Regions from separate parts of the Homo sapiens genome. Here region 2 is linked to region 1. The links are chromatin loops, found by intact Hi-C in ENCODE. Cell type or tissue: PC-9. All regions are shown on one strand.

Region 1 (8,000 bases):
CAAATTTTCAAAATGAAAAAAAAATGGTTTATCAAAATAAAGGATGTTACTCAAAATCATTGCTTTCTCCTCATAATCAAAAGTATAATTTGGGGAAAAGAATTCCTTAACATAGTTATTAATATATCAAAGTTCTTTTTTGAGTTGGAGTCTCACTCTGCTGCCCAGGCTAGAGTGCAGTGGCGTGATCTTGGCTCACTGCAAGCTCCGCCTCCCGGGTTCACACCATTCTCCTGCCTCAGCCTCCCTAGTAGCTGGGACTACAAGTGCCCATCACCACGCCCGGCTAATTTCTTGTATTTTTAGTAGAGACGGGGTTTCACCATGTTGGTCAGGCTGGTCTCAATCTCCTGACCGCGTGATCCACCCGCCTCAGCCTCCCAAAGTGCTCGGATTACGGGCACGAGCCACCGCGCCTGACCTAATATATCAAAGTTTTAAAGATTATTCCCATAAGGAATAATACGTTTCATCCAAAGATAATTTTTTCCACAAAATTTTTGATTAGCAAAATGAGCTCAAAATATGTACGAGTTCACAAGATTTCTTCTATCCCAAAAGAATAAATTTACATTAATACTGGAAAATCCATCTCAATTAATCCCCATCCTCAATCTCAATGTCAGTCTAAGGTCATAGTTATGTTACCATCAAAAGTAGTATAAAATATGAACTTATACAGATGCTCCTCAACTTGCAGTGAGGTCATATCCCAATAAACCTAGTGTAAACTGAAAATACTGTAAGTCAAAAATGCATGTAATGCACCTGACCTAGCAAACCTCATAGCTTAGCCTCGCCTAATTTAAACGTGCTCAAAACACTTACATTGACCAGCAGATGGGCAAAATTATCTAACACAAAGCCTGTTTTATAATAAAGTGTTGAATATCTTATACAACTTATTGAATACTGTATTGAAAGTAAAAAACAGAATAGCTGTACGGGTGCTTGAAATACAGCTTATACTGAATGTTAATAGCTTTCAAACTGTTGTAAAGTCAAAAGTCATTAAGTGGAACCAGCGTAGGTCAGAGACTGTCTGAATGCTAAATAAGTATCTTCTGGTAACGTTAAGGACATTTTAAAGAGTAGTGATACTTTATATGTTTTCTTGAAATATTAGCTCCATGTGATACCAAACAGAAAAACTTAAATTCAATATAAAATAAAACTATCAAAATACAGAAACTACATCCTTTTAGATAAATCTTTACAGCAGATATGGAAGTAAATAACAGTTACTTCAAATGTATTGGGGAGTGAAATTCAGATTTGATTCTTGACAAGTCTTTATCACACAATTTCTGATTATCTGTCATTCATCCTGATAGTCAAACACCAGTCTGAAGTGAAATGCACTCGTCTCTTTGTCAAGCTATGTTCATTCCCGAAATAAATTTCTCTTTACCTTCTTTTCACCCAGTAAAATTCCTGCTCCCCCAGCTGGACTTCCAAAGATTAAAAAAAGAACTTCTCATCAGAAGAGGGTCAGTCAAACATAAAGTGCAATATAAATTATAGAGACCTGAGCATTTTCTTACATCCCTTTATCTTCATTATGATATTTGCATCATATTTTGGAGGGTGAGTCTAAATGCATATTTTCCATTTAGCAAAATATTTAGTGTACACCAGAAAAAAATAGAGAAAATGCCCTAGGATAATCCTTAACATTTGTCAATTATCCTTGTACATTCGTTATCTAATTTAAGCTGACAAACAACCCTGAGAGACAGGTGCTGCTAGGAGGATGCCTACCCCATCCTCCAGGTGAGGATGGTTGCAATATATAGTCAGACAGGAGAAGGAATTAACAGCAGGATGCAAGAAGTTGCCTGGGTGCATTGGACTGGGATGGGTAGATTCTAAACTTGAGCTCAGGCCTTTGAATTGAGCTGCAAGGTGGAACATTATGTCAGCACACGAAGGCACCAGAGTTCCAAGTTCCAACCCCAAAGGTACTATATGCTGGATGAGAAACAAAGACAACTGAAAGGACACAGAATGCTAAACTAGGGGAAAGGTGATCCTCTGGGAACTGTCCAAGTGTCCAAGCAAGAGGCAGTGGGTCGGGGAGGGAATACTGAGGGTCTCTCTTTCTGGCGGCCATTTCTACGCCAAAGCGGAGGAATTAGAAAACAACTAATTAGCCTGTAATCCCAGCATTTTGGGAGGCCGAGGCGGGTGGATCACGAGGTCAGGAGATCAAGACCATCCTGGCCAACATGGTGAAACCCCGTCTCTACTAAAATACAAAACAAAAAATTAGCTGAGCGTGATGGCACATGCCTGTAGTCCCAGCTACTTGGGAGGCTGAGGCAGGGGAATTGCTTGAACCTGGGAGGCCAAGGTTGCAGTGAGCTGAGATCGTCCCAAAAAAAAAAAAAAAAAAGAAGAAGAAAAAGAAAAGAAAACAGTTAATTGGACACGTGGTAGTTTGAGAAGGTTAAACTACAGAAGCAAGTTCAAGAGAGAGTAAAAAGTTAGAAGTGACTGATGCAGGAGGGGTGGTTATGGAGGAGAGGGGCCCCAAAGAGAGCTATAATCCCACCAGTTACTTCTGAGTTGGGGACCCTGCAGTGGCAAATCACTGTGAGGTGCTGTGTTTGAACGCCCTAAGTCAGGCCAAAATCAACTGGGAACAAAGGTTATCCTGAGAGACCAACATCCAACACCTCAAGTTTTCCACAATTTCTGGAAAAAGAAGCAGATGAAAGATTCCAAAGGAAAACTGATGGCCAGAGCATTCAGTACCAAAGATCACACACCTGTGATGCCTTCGCCAGGGCTGGAACACAGTCGCTGGATTCCAGAGCCCATGCCTTTCCACTTTGAGCCACACTAGAAATATTATGTTAGGGCCAGGCTCAGTGGCTCATGCCTATAATCCCAACACTTCGGGAGGCTGAGGCAGGCAGATCACCTGAGGTCAGGATTTCAAGACCAACCTGGCCAGGGTGGTGAAACCCCATCTTTACTAAAAATGCAAAATGAGCCGAGCATGATGGTGGGTGCCTGTAGCCCCAGTTGCTCAGGAGGCTAAGGCAGGAGAATCGCTTGAACTCAGGAGGCAGAGGTTGCAGTGAGCCAAGATCGCGCCAGTGCACTCCAGCCTGGGTGACTGAGCGAGACTCCATCATCAAAAAAAAAAAAAAGAAAAAAAGAAATATTATGTTAGAATCCAGTTTTTATTCTAAAACCTTACCAAAGTGAAAGAAATAGCATTGATGGATAGAATTCAGATTATCTGAGCAAAATTCCCTACCTACTGTCTCAACACCAAACCAAAGTTGGGTTGAATCAGATGCAGTGTTGAGTAGAAGATTTTGGTAACTCACCAATAAAGTGATTATTCCCCAAGGCGAGCATCTCCTCCAGGAGGACCAGTCCCCCTGAAGCCTGAAGGGGGGTCACACTTCGTCCATCTATGAGGGAGCACTGTTGGAATCCTGTGGCCGTGACCTTCCAGAGCAAAATCAGTGAGGCAGTGGCATCTTGCCGAATCCTGGAAACAGGAATGATGTAAACAGAAAGCTCCTTTCAGAAAAATTCATCTTAGAACCAGTTCTTCAAATTAAAAATAAATACAAAGATGGTATGTGCATCTACCAAGGTACCAGGAGATCGATGGCATAAACAGATACGCGGGCGTCCACTGTAAAGGCGTACACTCCCACTTGTTCACAGTGTACCACAAAATGAGTCACTGGTAACTCACCTTTGAGTAACCACTTTGATGAACAGTAAAAGAGTACACTGAGTTCTCTTTCAGACAAATCCTTCCATAGCCACACAATATAAAAAGAGTTTTGCTTAAATTTGTCATAAACGTGGACTGCAACCCAACACAGCCACCTGAGTTATGCTGCCAAAATAAGCAAAAGTGTGTCACCTTTCCCCAACACCCCCCACCCACCCACCCACACACACACACAATCACATACAATCCACCTCCCAATGCTTCAGGCCTCCCCTGGCTCATTTTTGGTAAAAAAAAAAAAAAAAAAAAAAAAAAAAAAAAAAAAAAAAAACACACAAAACCACCCCACAGAGAATAGGATGTCACAGAAAGCCCATCAACCCCAACCCCAACCCCAGCTGCCCTCCTGCGCTTTTCTCCTCACAGCCCAATGCTTCAGCTACTACGAGCTACCCCAACCCAGTTCTTTCTCACCTCCCAAGCTTTGTCTCCTTCTCCACCTTGGAAATGTGTTCCTAGCCCACATATTACCTCTTCCCAGAGACTCCTGACCACTTCCCAACATCCCAACAGCTGCCCATTCTCCCCAGTGCTCCTGGAGAAGATCACAGTAGACTCCGCACAGATCCGCTCCCCCAGCACAGGGCTCCTGGCGTGCAGCAGGGGCTCAGTAAAGCTTTGATCAGTGACTAAATTCATGAGGAAATGAAAGCGTAAGGAGCTAGTAACCCCCACAAGTGAATTCAGTGCCCTCAGGTCATTCGGCACTCCCATCTCACTTCGTCTGAGTCAGACTCTGCTAATTCGGTCCCGTTCTGCAGCTTAAGGGAGTCTCAGAGAATGGCAGGTTTGTTGAGAGGAAAAAAACAAAAGCATTTAACGAGATAGAAGACCAGAAAATTTGGAAAGGTTTATCAAGGTAAGATAATATGATCTAGACAAGAAAGGGCCGAGAGATGTTTTAAGAGTAAAGGAAACTAGAGATCCTGCTCCTAAAACTAGCCCAGGACGGCAGGGGTTTCAGCTGTAGTCTGAGCAGTGAAAGAAACGCTTAGGACCGGGGTCCCCCTGCTGGTAGAGCTCGAAGCTGCCTCAGGCTTCACCTCTCCCGCCTCTCCGGATGGGAGCGTTCCTCCTGAGCCCAGGAATTCCCAAGCAGCCCTTCCAGGCTCTTCCCCTGCCAGAGTGAGTTCAAGGCTGTGGTGACCCAGGGTGCAAGAGCAATGTAACAAAGTCCCTCTTCCAAACATGTTCAGGGACTCCACTGTTTAGAAAGCCAGGTAGACAAAAATGGCGATGGATACATGGAAGAGACCTACAGTGCCCGCAGGCCCCTTAAAAGGGAGCCAGTGCAACAGATTGGTTAACCAGGCCACGTGTTCCCAGTCTTCTAAAAATCCCCAAAGACTGGACAGCAAATGCCCCTTAGGTTGCATGGAAAGTGTGGGGAGGGTGGTAGTCAATGGCAACTGAAAAGGATGGGCAGTGGGGGGTTGTCAGCCGGCCTGGGGCACCCTAATACTGGCCCATACCCCACCCCCAGCTTTGTGCTCCTGGGCACCTGCTGACTTGAGCCTCATATAAAGCACCACACATATCAGGTCTCAACCAGCACTGCTTCCCTATGCCTCTCCCTCTTCCCCACCGGTGACAATGGACCCTGTCATTTAAAATAGCTTGAATTTTAAACAAAACACTCTCTTTGTACGCTTGCTTTTAAAGAGAAAACTGTAAAAATAAATAAATAAATAAAAATTATAAAAAATAAAGAGAAAATTGTAATATGTAGAATTTAAATTTGGGGCAAAGTATGCATCTGAATGTAACTGATGGTCCAATAAAATCTTAAGAGGCCAATAATTTGGGAAGCAAAGCATTTGGGAGACAAGGAATCTGGCTGAGATCTTATCTAAGGCCTCACGGTTTGTCACCTCACACCAGACTCATCCAGTCCAATTTCTCAATTCCACTTGTCCAGCCTGAAAACCCTCACTGTAATTGCCTCTGAAATCGCTTCCTCTAGTTTTCAAATGGCAGGGGCCACATCTACCCGTGGAATCTGTTCACGATTCTCACTTGACAGGCCACTTACACACCAGGTCCGCGGATGGACACAACCCCACTTATAGGTCATAGCATCACTCTTAACAGTTTGTAACTCAGAATTTTCTTACTTGACTGAGGTGTTCTGTGGCACTTCAAAGGATACCAGGCGGCCACCCGCAGAGCTGTTAGAACTGGCATTCCCACAGGCAATATCTGGGATCACCTGGGAAGGGAAAAAAAAAACGACATATGATTGGGGTTGTTTATAGTATAACATAATGTGATAAAGCAAAATTCCATGCTGAATTTCCTTCATCCCTTTTGATGATGCGGGGGTAGGGCTAGAGAGGAGATGAAGAAGTGAAGCCTTACAAACTCAAAAGAAAATGAAATCTTTGTCATTTGATGTTCTGAAATGCAACAGCTTCCCTGAGAGCAATCTACAAATTCCTGGGATTGTTAAAACTGATCAATAGGATATTGCAGGACAGGAAGCAGATGTCACTCCCTGCTCATTTTCCATTCATTTAACAAGCAGTCATTGACCCCTGCACTATGCTTAACCTGATGCTAACCAGGAGGCCAACTTTAAGGACTAACTTACAAACAGCAGGTAAAAGCCTAATGACTAGGCAAGCCAGCCTTCGACTTGCAAAGTGCATGCAGTATCAGGTCTGATGACTCTTCTGTGTGCTGATGGGTCCAGGAGCACATGCTAAGGCTGGGGAGCTTGAACGCTGCCTTTCTTTTTCCTTGTAGGCTATACCTTCGCTTTTAAATTATTTCCCAAAAGTATTATATGGATGTATATTTTTTTAAAAAGGAGATCAATTGGTGGGGGGAGGACTGTGCTCATCAAAAAGCATACTGCAAAACCTTGAGCTATGTCCAGTGAGCATAAACCTGGCCAATTTATGCACTTAGTCCTCATGCCACAATTACTGTCCTCCCCCATGTCAATGAAAATGAAGCAGTATTAAAAGTATTCATCATCACAGAATTAATTGAGAACAATACAGAAACTCTCAGCAATTTCACTCCACAGCCCACACTTAGATCTTATTTTCCAGAATGCCCTACAATCAGATTCTATGGATTAAGCCCACCACTGATATTCAAAGATGTGAGTATAACTTGTTAAATTTGTATGACAGATGGCTGCTACCCAAGCCTCTAAGTCTCCAAATAACTTTATGTTTCCAAAGCATCATTACTTCACAGAAAGGGGATAATAATATGCCTCCTGGTTTCCATCAGGTTAGGCATACATATTAACATGTCTTCCTCTGGCACTTTAAATCTGCTTCATGAGCAGCCTAAGAAATAATCCATGATATAGGAAGATGAGGCATTTCCTTTTTTTCTTTTTTACACTTACCAACTGTAAAATAACATGACTTTAAATAAATAGATTGAAATGGCTGGTTAGGGAGAAATTTTCTTTTAAAGGACACTTCTTTGATAAACTTGAATCAAATCTAGTTCACATTCAAGAACTGAGTCATCCAGCAAAGAAGCATTAACATCATAACTTCAAAGCATTTATTAAAAGCCTGAAATCAGAGCAAGTTCACAGTTTTTTAGGTAAGCTAAAAACATTGCCCTGCAGTCTGAATGTGGCCTTCATAAGCTGTGTGGTAATACAAAAAAAAAAAAAAAGTGGGTCAACTGGTGAGAATTACTCAAGAAAATAAAAGGAGAAATGCTACTATCTCTTTTATAATAAAGGAAATTTCTAGATGCAGTCCTTGACTCTAATACATGCTATGCAAAAATCTATTTTTTTTTTTTTCATTTAAACGATGAAACCCGTAATAATAACATACCGACACAGGTTTATATGGATGTCATACATATAAAGTATAAGATATAGAATGGAATTACACTCCCCAGTGTCACTTCAAACTCATGATTTGGATTTGTTCCCCAACTCTTCTACCCAGCAAATTTATTTTATGTCAACTTCTAGGAGTCTACTGAAAAGACTTTTGAAGAGCTTGAAGATAAAACAGCCAAACTCAAACTTGATAGGAGAAGTTCCAACAAATAGAATTTGCTGCTGCCAAAATAAATAAAACTTGGAAGTTTCTTTGTCAAATGCATTCTAAAAATATGTCAAAATCATTGATAGCTTCTTCTTTCTAAACCCCATTGAAATACTTCAAGGTACCAAAAATAGAACCTAAATGACAACAGTAAAAAAATAGTTGAGTGTTGCGGTCTGCTGTGGTCTGAATGTCTGCGCCCCTCT
Region 2 (8,000 bases), 1.7 Mb before region 1:
CAAAGAAGGTAGTCAATTGATATTTTTTTAAAATCAAAGAATGAACAGTGGCACAGATAGTTTCATTGAATACAACAATCTTTGTTATTTTCAGAAAAGATGAGGCCTAATATCAAACCCAACCTGTGATTTTTGTAAATGGAACATGTTATTGATTTGTTTGATGATGCTAGCATGCAGGAAGTTTCTTTGTGAGACATTTGTTTATTTAGTCAGCAATTATGTATATGTACCTTCAACACATATGTAAGAATCTAATCTGGGTTAGATTCTATAAGAGGCTATAAAGATATTACTCATAATCCCTACACTTGATAGGCTTTTTGTCTAGTTTGAGAAACAACTTGTACAACATAGAACATCACACAAGTGGTACAGATAAGCTTCTATATGAGAGAATAACCTCCAGCTAGACATTCTGCAAAACCACAGATTTTTATATCTAAGAAGTATGAATTATTAGGTGATTTCAAAAAGGACTTGTGGGCTGTGAATCCAGGCACTCAACACTTTGAAAGTCTTCATATTAACTATAGTCACTCAATCGTGCTGTGCTTTCCTGAGGAGATATAAGGCATAGCCACTCATAAACATGACCTTTTGGTGATATGAGAAAGTAAATAAATGTCTCAAAAAAGTGTGAATTTTATTTCTAGTTTTGTGCAAGAATCTGGAAGTATTGTGCCTGTAAAAACACTGGCACCATAGATGACATGCTGGAATTATTGCATGAAAATCCTACAGGGTTGGAGCGTGTAGATTATCTGGTTAATTTGGATCTTGCGAGGAAATCTGTTTTTATATAAGTTGTTGAAAACGTTTCAAAGGGGCATTTTTACCCTTTTAATTGTTATGAAATTAATTATCTTTTTGACAATGAAATATCTCAGGGTTTATCCAAGTTATTATTATGGATGGTTCCTGGTTCATTTTTGTTCAAAATATTCACTCCTAATCTAATAGATTATGTTTCTTGAGAGCTGGGACCATATCTTTTACACACCCAGTGCTAAAGCAATAGTACCAACTCAATAAATGTCAATTGAATGAGCAGGTTCCTAGCTCGGTGCCTTGCACAAAACTGGAGCTTAATGTTTGTTGATGAGGTGAAGAGGGGGATACTTATCAGGGGCCACATTCATGGGAATTGGATACTGAGACAGAAGTGGGTGAGTCAAAGGTTTATTGGGCAGTGACACTTGTGACAGTCCAGGGCATGAAGCAGAAGCAGGATCAGGCGGGAGGAGCCATCTGACCTCGATGAAGAAGGCGGGACAACAGAATCTCTGCCAATCTGGAAGAGCTCAGGAGCAAAACTTGCCAGCTAGAGGAGTGCCTCACAGGGAGAAACGGCCAGGCTCTTGCTCTGCCCCTGCTCAGCTGTGGACGGAGAGCCACCAGAGAAGAGGCAGCCCTGGCCTGGAATGCCAAGGTACAGCCTGAAAGAGCTGCAGCTAGAAGCTGTCAGGCAACAAAGCTCCAACCCTGACTCTGGGCTTGATTCTTTCTTAAAGGTGGGGGAATCTGCATAGTGCATCTTCTGGACACGTGTGTGACATGATTTGTGAAATGGCTCTTTTTTGGATGCTTCATGGTGTATATACATTGATACCTTTTTTTGAACGAATATTATTCTGTGCCAGCAACATTTTTCAGAATTTCTATGAATTATTTGAATGCTAGAGAAAATTTGAATCTATCTGTATATTTTTCAGACCAGTTATCTTTCAGGGAAACAATATTTTAGTCTATAATAAATATTAATATTAGTCTTATGATGCTTTAAATTTATGGTTAGGCATTTTTCTCTTTTCCTAAAAATATTTTAAATCTAATCTTTCTGAACCTCAGTTTCTTCATCTCTAAAATAATTATGATAAAAGCATTACATTAGCAGATTGTTACAGGATTAAATAAGAGAACATATGTAAAGTGAAAAGTATGCTGCTGGGAACATTCAATACATGTTCATTCAAAAGAAACAGGAAAGAAAGAAAAAGAGCTCATGTTCAGAACTAGTATGGACTAGGCCTTCCTAGGTGTCTTCATTCATTTTGTGCTGCCATAAAAAGAAAGACCTGAAACAGGGTTATTTGTTTCTCGTAGTTCTGACTGAGAAATCCAAGATCAAGGCCCCTACAAGTTTGGCATCTGATGAGGGCTGCACTCTGCTTCCAGGATGGCACCTTGATGCTGCGTCTTCACATGGCAGAGGGCAGAAGGGCAAAAGGGATGAACTCTCTTTGTCAAGCCTTGTTATCAGGGCTTCTAATCCCATTCAGAAGGGCTCCACCATTGTGACTTAATTACCTATTCAGGCCGCACCTCTTAATGCTGTGACATTGGTGAACATGTTTCAGCATGAATTTTAGAGCGGACGCAAACATTCAAACCACAACACTAGGTGAGAACATTAGACTCTTGGCACACCCTCCATGAAACAAGCCTTAGCTTTGGAAAAATATGTTGTAGAAAATCCAAGCTTCTTGCTTTCCTGCCATCATCTATTTACTGATTTGTATGATCCTCCCCGCCCCACCCCCAGATATCTCTTGGGAAAGATAATGGTGTTTTTGACATTTTATAAATGTGCTTCATGAAGCAATACAATCAATTCTTCATGTAATATAGGTATATGCAAATTTTGACATAAAATAAAAGAAACTCTTTTTTGGGTGTATTTCAGCACTGATGTCAGTGCGTTAGTAGAAGAAATCCAGAAGGCAGAACCTCTACTCACAGCTTCACGAACAGAGCAAGTCAAACTTTTGATACAGAGGTTGCAAGAGAAACTCGGCCAGAACAGCAATCACACGTTCTATCTTTTTAAGGTAATGGATTTAAAAACAATCAGATAGAAGAATTTCAGTGAAATGATTGATATTTTATTAATTTTTCTTTCCCTAAAAATATTTTTTCATGAAAAAGGCATGTCAGTGATTGATTGTAGTGCCTCACATATGTTTGCTAAGATTGTCCCAATAATTATTTGTTAAATGAATGAGTGAAATCCAAAACACTTATTCCTTGAGAGGTTAAATAAAGATTTCAGCTCTTCATATAATGATAAATTTAAAGGGTTATTATTATTAAGATAGTTTTAAGTTATGGAATAACTAAAGCTTTTTTTCTAGTTAAAGTAACGTTAAGAAGTTGTGTTTTATGACAAATCAACATTTCGTATTTTCTGCTTTCATGTGAACTAAACCATATTTCAGTAAATTATTTATTTGTATGACATATAATTTTAATGTGATGTAAATATGCTTTTTAAATAGTTTTTTTGATGATTAAATATAGCAAATATAGTCGTTTAGTACTTCAAGGAAAGCTTTTAATTTTCCTTTGTCATTACCTTAGAATTACTTCATATTACACTGCTTTTATCTTTTATGATTTAAATATAATTATGATAGTAACATATAATTATTAGTTATAGACTCACCTGATACAAAATATCCAGGCATTCGTTTCTGGAAGAGGATGTTATAGTCTTGTAACATTTCTTTGTCCAGTAGGTGGCACTGTTTAATTTCAAATATGAGCTGTATAACTAGCGTGTCTCAATTTATTCTCCAAAGGGAACATTTTTGATGGTGAAAGTAGATGCTATTCATAGTTACATTTTGGTAACAGACATAACTTGGACTGTCCCAGCCCAGCCAATCACTCTTAATAGATTGTCCAATTTATGTATATGCATTCAATAAATATTCATTAAACATTCACTGTATGTTAGATGTTGTAGGGATTGAAAGATAAGGAAGACATATTCTGACACTAAAGGAGCTTCAGGATTCATAAAGTCATAATACATTGTCAAATCTTTATTGAAACATATTTAGTGTATTTCCTACATACCCAGTTTATACATGTATACAAAACCACATGCCATATGTAAAAGAAAATGTTACAAATTAGTGCTATCAATAAGATGCCACATAGCACTGTCTAAAGGTAAATCAGATATTGCCTGTTTCTGATGTATAATTAAGAAAAAATTGAATGTCTTCATTGGTTTGAAGTTATAACTAACAAATTTAATTTGGTTTGAGTCTAAAAAATGGTGTTTTCTTTCACTGAAGGTTCTCAAAGCACATATATTGCCACTGACTAATGTTGCACTTAACAAATCGGGCTCATGGTAAGATTCTCTTTTTATGTCTAATTTTTAGCAGTGAAACAAATTTCTGTGTTTATTTATCAAAGATTCCAGTTAGATAAGTACATAATATATTCATTTTTCTGATTTCAGTACTCCCTTGGATACTGAGGAGAAATATAAACCCTTTCTCCCACTCTTCTAATCTGAGTTTTCTGTCGTATTTGTGCTGCAGTGAATGGGAGGCATATTGGGTTCTCAGCAAATGTAGCTACTGAAGAACTCAACTCAGGAATGAGTCGGGCAGGGTGGCCTCATATCTAACTTGGTTGGTTGTGATCAGTCTATTCAGAGCAGGCACTTTCCATCTAGGTCAGTGATTTGGGGTATGGCAAACAGCAGCTTCAAGTCTCTGTTGAGAGCATGGCTGTGATCAGCTTGGGAGCTGACGTGCTAGGTAGGAGAGATGAGGGAGAAGTCTCGTCTTGACCTACAGACATAAAATAAACACAAACTAGACATAAAATAAGCAGTTTGCTAAGGCTTCCATAATAAGGTAGCACAAACTGAGTGGCTTACACAACCAAAATGTATTGTGTCACAGTTGGGGAGGTTAGAGGTCAGAGGTCAAGGTGTCATCAGGGTCAGTTCCTTCTGAGGCCTTGGGAAAGAAGCTGTTCCACAGCTCCTGTAGCTTCTGGTGGTTTGCTGGCAATCTTTGGTGTGGAGAAGCATCACCCTGAGCTCTGCCCTCATCTTCACATGGTTTTCCCTGTGCATGTCTGTGCCTATATGGCCTGTTCTTATAAGGATGTATTGAACTAGGGCCCACCCTACTGCGGCATGATCTCATCCTAACTTAATAATTTTTTTTTTTTGAGATGGAGTTTCACTCTTGTTGCTCAGGCTGGAGTGCAATGGCACGATCTTGGCTCACTGCAACCTCCAGCTCTAGGGTTCAAGCAATTCTCCTGCCTCAGCCTCCTGAGTAGCTGGGATTACAGGTGCCTGCCACCACGCCCAGCTAATTTTTTGTATTTTTAGCAGAGACGGGGTTTCTCCATGTTGGTCAGGCTGGTCTCGAACACCTGACCTCAGGTGATCTGCCCAACTTGGCCTCCCAAAGTGCTGAGATTACAGGCGTGAGCCACCACGCCCAGCCGTAACTTAACTATTAATAATTATATCTGCAAGATCTTATTTCCAAATACATTCACATTCTAAGGTTCTGGGGGATTATGACTTCAACATATAAATTTTGAGGGCATATATTTCAACCCATAAAGTATCTATAGTATATATGTGTATAGTTGCAAATGCGAGTTTGCATCTGTCCAAAGGTAGAAGAAGTCTGTGGGAGAAGATGGTAGAAGGAAAATACCTAGGAGAGAATCAAAGATACCTTGTCTTGTCAACCTGCCTGTTTAGTTGAGTTTCGCTATTAGACTTTTCTTCACCTTTTCTTGTTACCACTTGACATTCAGACTGGCTTTTCAATTTTGTGGGTTGTTTTCTGTGCTGGGGAAATATATTTTTGTTATACTTTTGAAGCAATATTTTGATTTCAGAGATATTTTAGAAAGAAAGTCTCTTTCTTAATTGAATATTGAAGGAATGATTAAGATGCTGCTATTTTACATTACACTCTATTCACTATTCCTGTAGGAGAATAGCTATGTTAAAGGAACCATTCATTTGTTTATTAAACAGAATATAGGCCAGGTGTGGTGGCGCACGCCTGTAATCCCAGCACTTTGGGAGGCCGAGGTGGGCAGATCACGAGGTCAGGAGTTGGAGACCAGCCTGGCCAACACAGTGAAACCCCATCTCTACTAAAAATAAAAAAAAAAATTAGACAGGCATGGTGGCGCACCTCTAATCCCAGCTACCTGGGAGGCTGAGGCAGGATAATCGCTTGAACCCCGGAGGCAGAGGTGGCAGTGAGCTGAGATCGCACCACTGCACTCCAGCCTGGGTGACAGAGCAAGACTCTGTCTCGGGGGTGGGGTGGGGGTTGGGGGAGGGAACAATGGAATATATCCCAATTTAGACATTGTTCTCAATTTAACTTTTTGTTCTGCACACATGATTTCCATTGTAAAAAGCATAATAGGCCAGGCGTGGTGTGTCACACCTGTAACCCCAGCACTTTGGGAGGCTGAGGCAGGCGGGTCACTTAAGGTCAGTAGTTCAAGACCAGTCTGGCCAACATGGTGAAACCCCATCTCTGCTAAAAACACACACAAAAAATATAGCCAGGCGTGGTGGTGGGTGCCTGTAATCCCAGCTACTCAGGAGGCTGAGGCGGGAGAATTGCTTGAACCTGTGAGGTAGAGGTTGCAGTGCGCCGAGATCACGCCATTGCACTCCAGCCTGAGTGACAGAGCGAGACTCCCTCTTAAACAAACAAACAAACAAACAAACAGCATAATAAATAGAGTTATTATCCTACAGGTAAAACATGAAGTCTTTATTAACACACTGCCATTCTTCCCTGCAACGTGTTTATATTCCTTGTGTTAGCTTTATCACAGGAAGCTATGATCGGACGTGCAAGCTCTGGGACACTGCGTCTGGAGAGGAGCTGAACACGCTGGAGGGCCACAGGAATGTGGTTTATGCCATAGCATTCAACAATCCTTACGGGTGTGTTCATCCCTTCACTTATTTGTTTATTAATTCATTTATTCATCCCTCCATCTGCTTGGGGAGAAAGGGAAGAAGACAAGAGGTCTAAATTTATTGAGTGCTTGGTATGTGCTTTGGAAGCCTTTTAAATACCTCCTTCAAAGCTTAAAAGGGTCTTTGGGTTAGCTATCACTATCCGCATATAGAATACAAGGTTTAAGGCTGGGCGTGGTGGCTCACGCCTGTAATCCTAGCACTCTGGGAGGCCGAGGCGGTGGATCACTTGAGCTCAGGAGTTTGAGACCAGCCTGGCCAACGTGGTGAAACCCCATCTCTACTAAAAATACAAAAATTAGCTGGGCTAATGTATGTAATGTATGGTGGCGCATGCCTGTAGTCCCAGCTACTCGGGAGGCTGAGGCAGGGGAATCGCTTGAACCCAGGAGGCAGAGGTTGCAGTGAGCCCAGATCGCACCATTGCACTCCAGTCTGGGCAACAGAGTGAGACTCTGTCTTAAAAAAAAAAGAATACAAGGTTCAAATATGCTTCCAAGGATCGCACGGTAGTAAAGAGGAGAGCTGGAGTTCGTGCTCAGGCAAGACTTGACTCTCAATCCTTGGGAGTTCCGACAGGCACTGCCTATTGATGTTCACAGCTCTGGGCTGGTGCCTCTGGGGGAATGTGACAGACACACACAGCATGGTTTACTTCATTTAGAAGTTAATTTACAGTCTTGCCAGGCAGGAAAAAAATGTGTGTGGTAACATGCTAAATAACAATACCAAGTACAACAGAAGTATTTTTAAACCAACCTCTAGATAATGAACAGGAGATTGCACAGTGTCTTCTATTCTTCCTCATGACACACTGCTGATTCCCATGGCACCCTGAACATCTATAGCAGTGAACATACCCGCCGGAATGGGCATCCTCCTCCTGCTGGTTAGGTTCTAAGCTGATCAAGAGTTAGTTGTATTTGTCAACCAATGCGCTTATGTTGGTTGTACTTTCAATTGTAATTGTGTAACATAACGTGTAATTTAACTAAATATTACATAAACCAATAAAATATGAGTGTGAAAAGAAAGCTGGTCTTTTCTAGGGAAGCATAAATAAGGCAAATCTTTGAAAAATTGTTTCACAACTAAATGAAGTTGTGGAGGAGATCAATGTTCAATTGGAAATCACACTGTCAAAATCTAGAAAAATTCTGTACTCAGATTGTTCTGCACGTATGTTTAAGTTCTTTAAGTTCTCATTCCACTTGCA

What was found. Hi-C counts contacts between places; a loop is a spot of excess contacts. Peaks named below come from ENCODE experiments on the same cell type or tissue, not always from the same donor. Only the 100,000 strongest peaks of a DNase experiment are listed, where the experiment ranks them.
Region 2: it touches region 1 in a loop (6-fold over the local background); 19 of 110 quality-filtered maps call a loop at or near these places.

What each region holds. Positions count from the first base shown.
Region 1 is chr2:229,582,517-229,590,516 of GRCh38, forward strand. It overlaps DNER (delta/notch like EGF repeat containing), which reads right to left. Exons shown (of 13, transcript NM_139072.4): 3 at 5,878-5,972; 4 at 3,342-3,508. Among named protein-coding and RNA genes, the nearest start is that of DNER, 130 kb to the right of the region's middle. In PC-9, CTCF peaks have their summits at 4,766 (motif pointing left) and 4,966; DNase peaks (open chromatin) are centred at 3,705 and 4,455; H3K4me3 peaks cover 920 bases; H3K27ac peaks cover 983 bases.
Region 2 is chr2:227,887,170-227,895,169 of GRCh38, forward strand. It overlaps DAW1 (dynein assembly factor with WD repeats 1), which reads left to right. Exons shown (of 13, transcript NM_178821.3): 3 at 2,687-2,831; 4 at 4,086-4,144; 5 at 6,626-6,748. Among named protein-coding and RNA genes, the nearest start is that of DAW1, 20 kb to the left of the region's middle. In PC-9, CTCF peaks have their summits at 3,536 (motif pointing right) and 3,737; no DNase peak of the experiment used is centred here.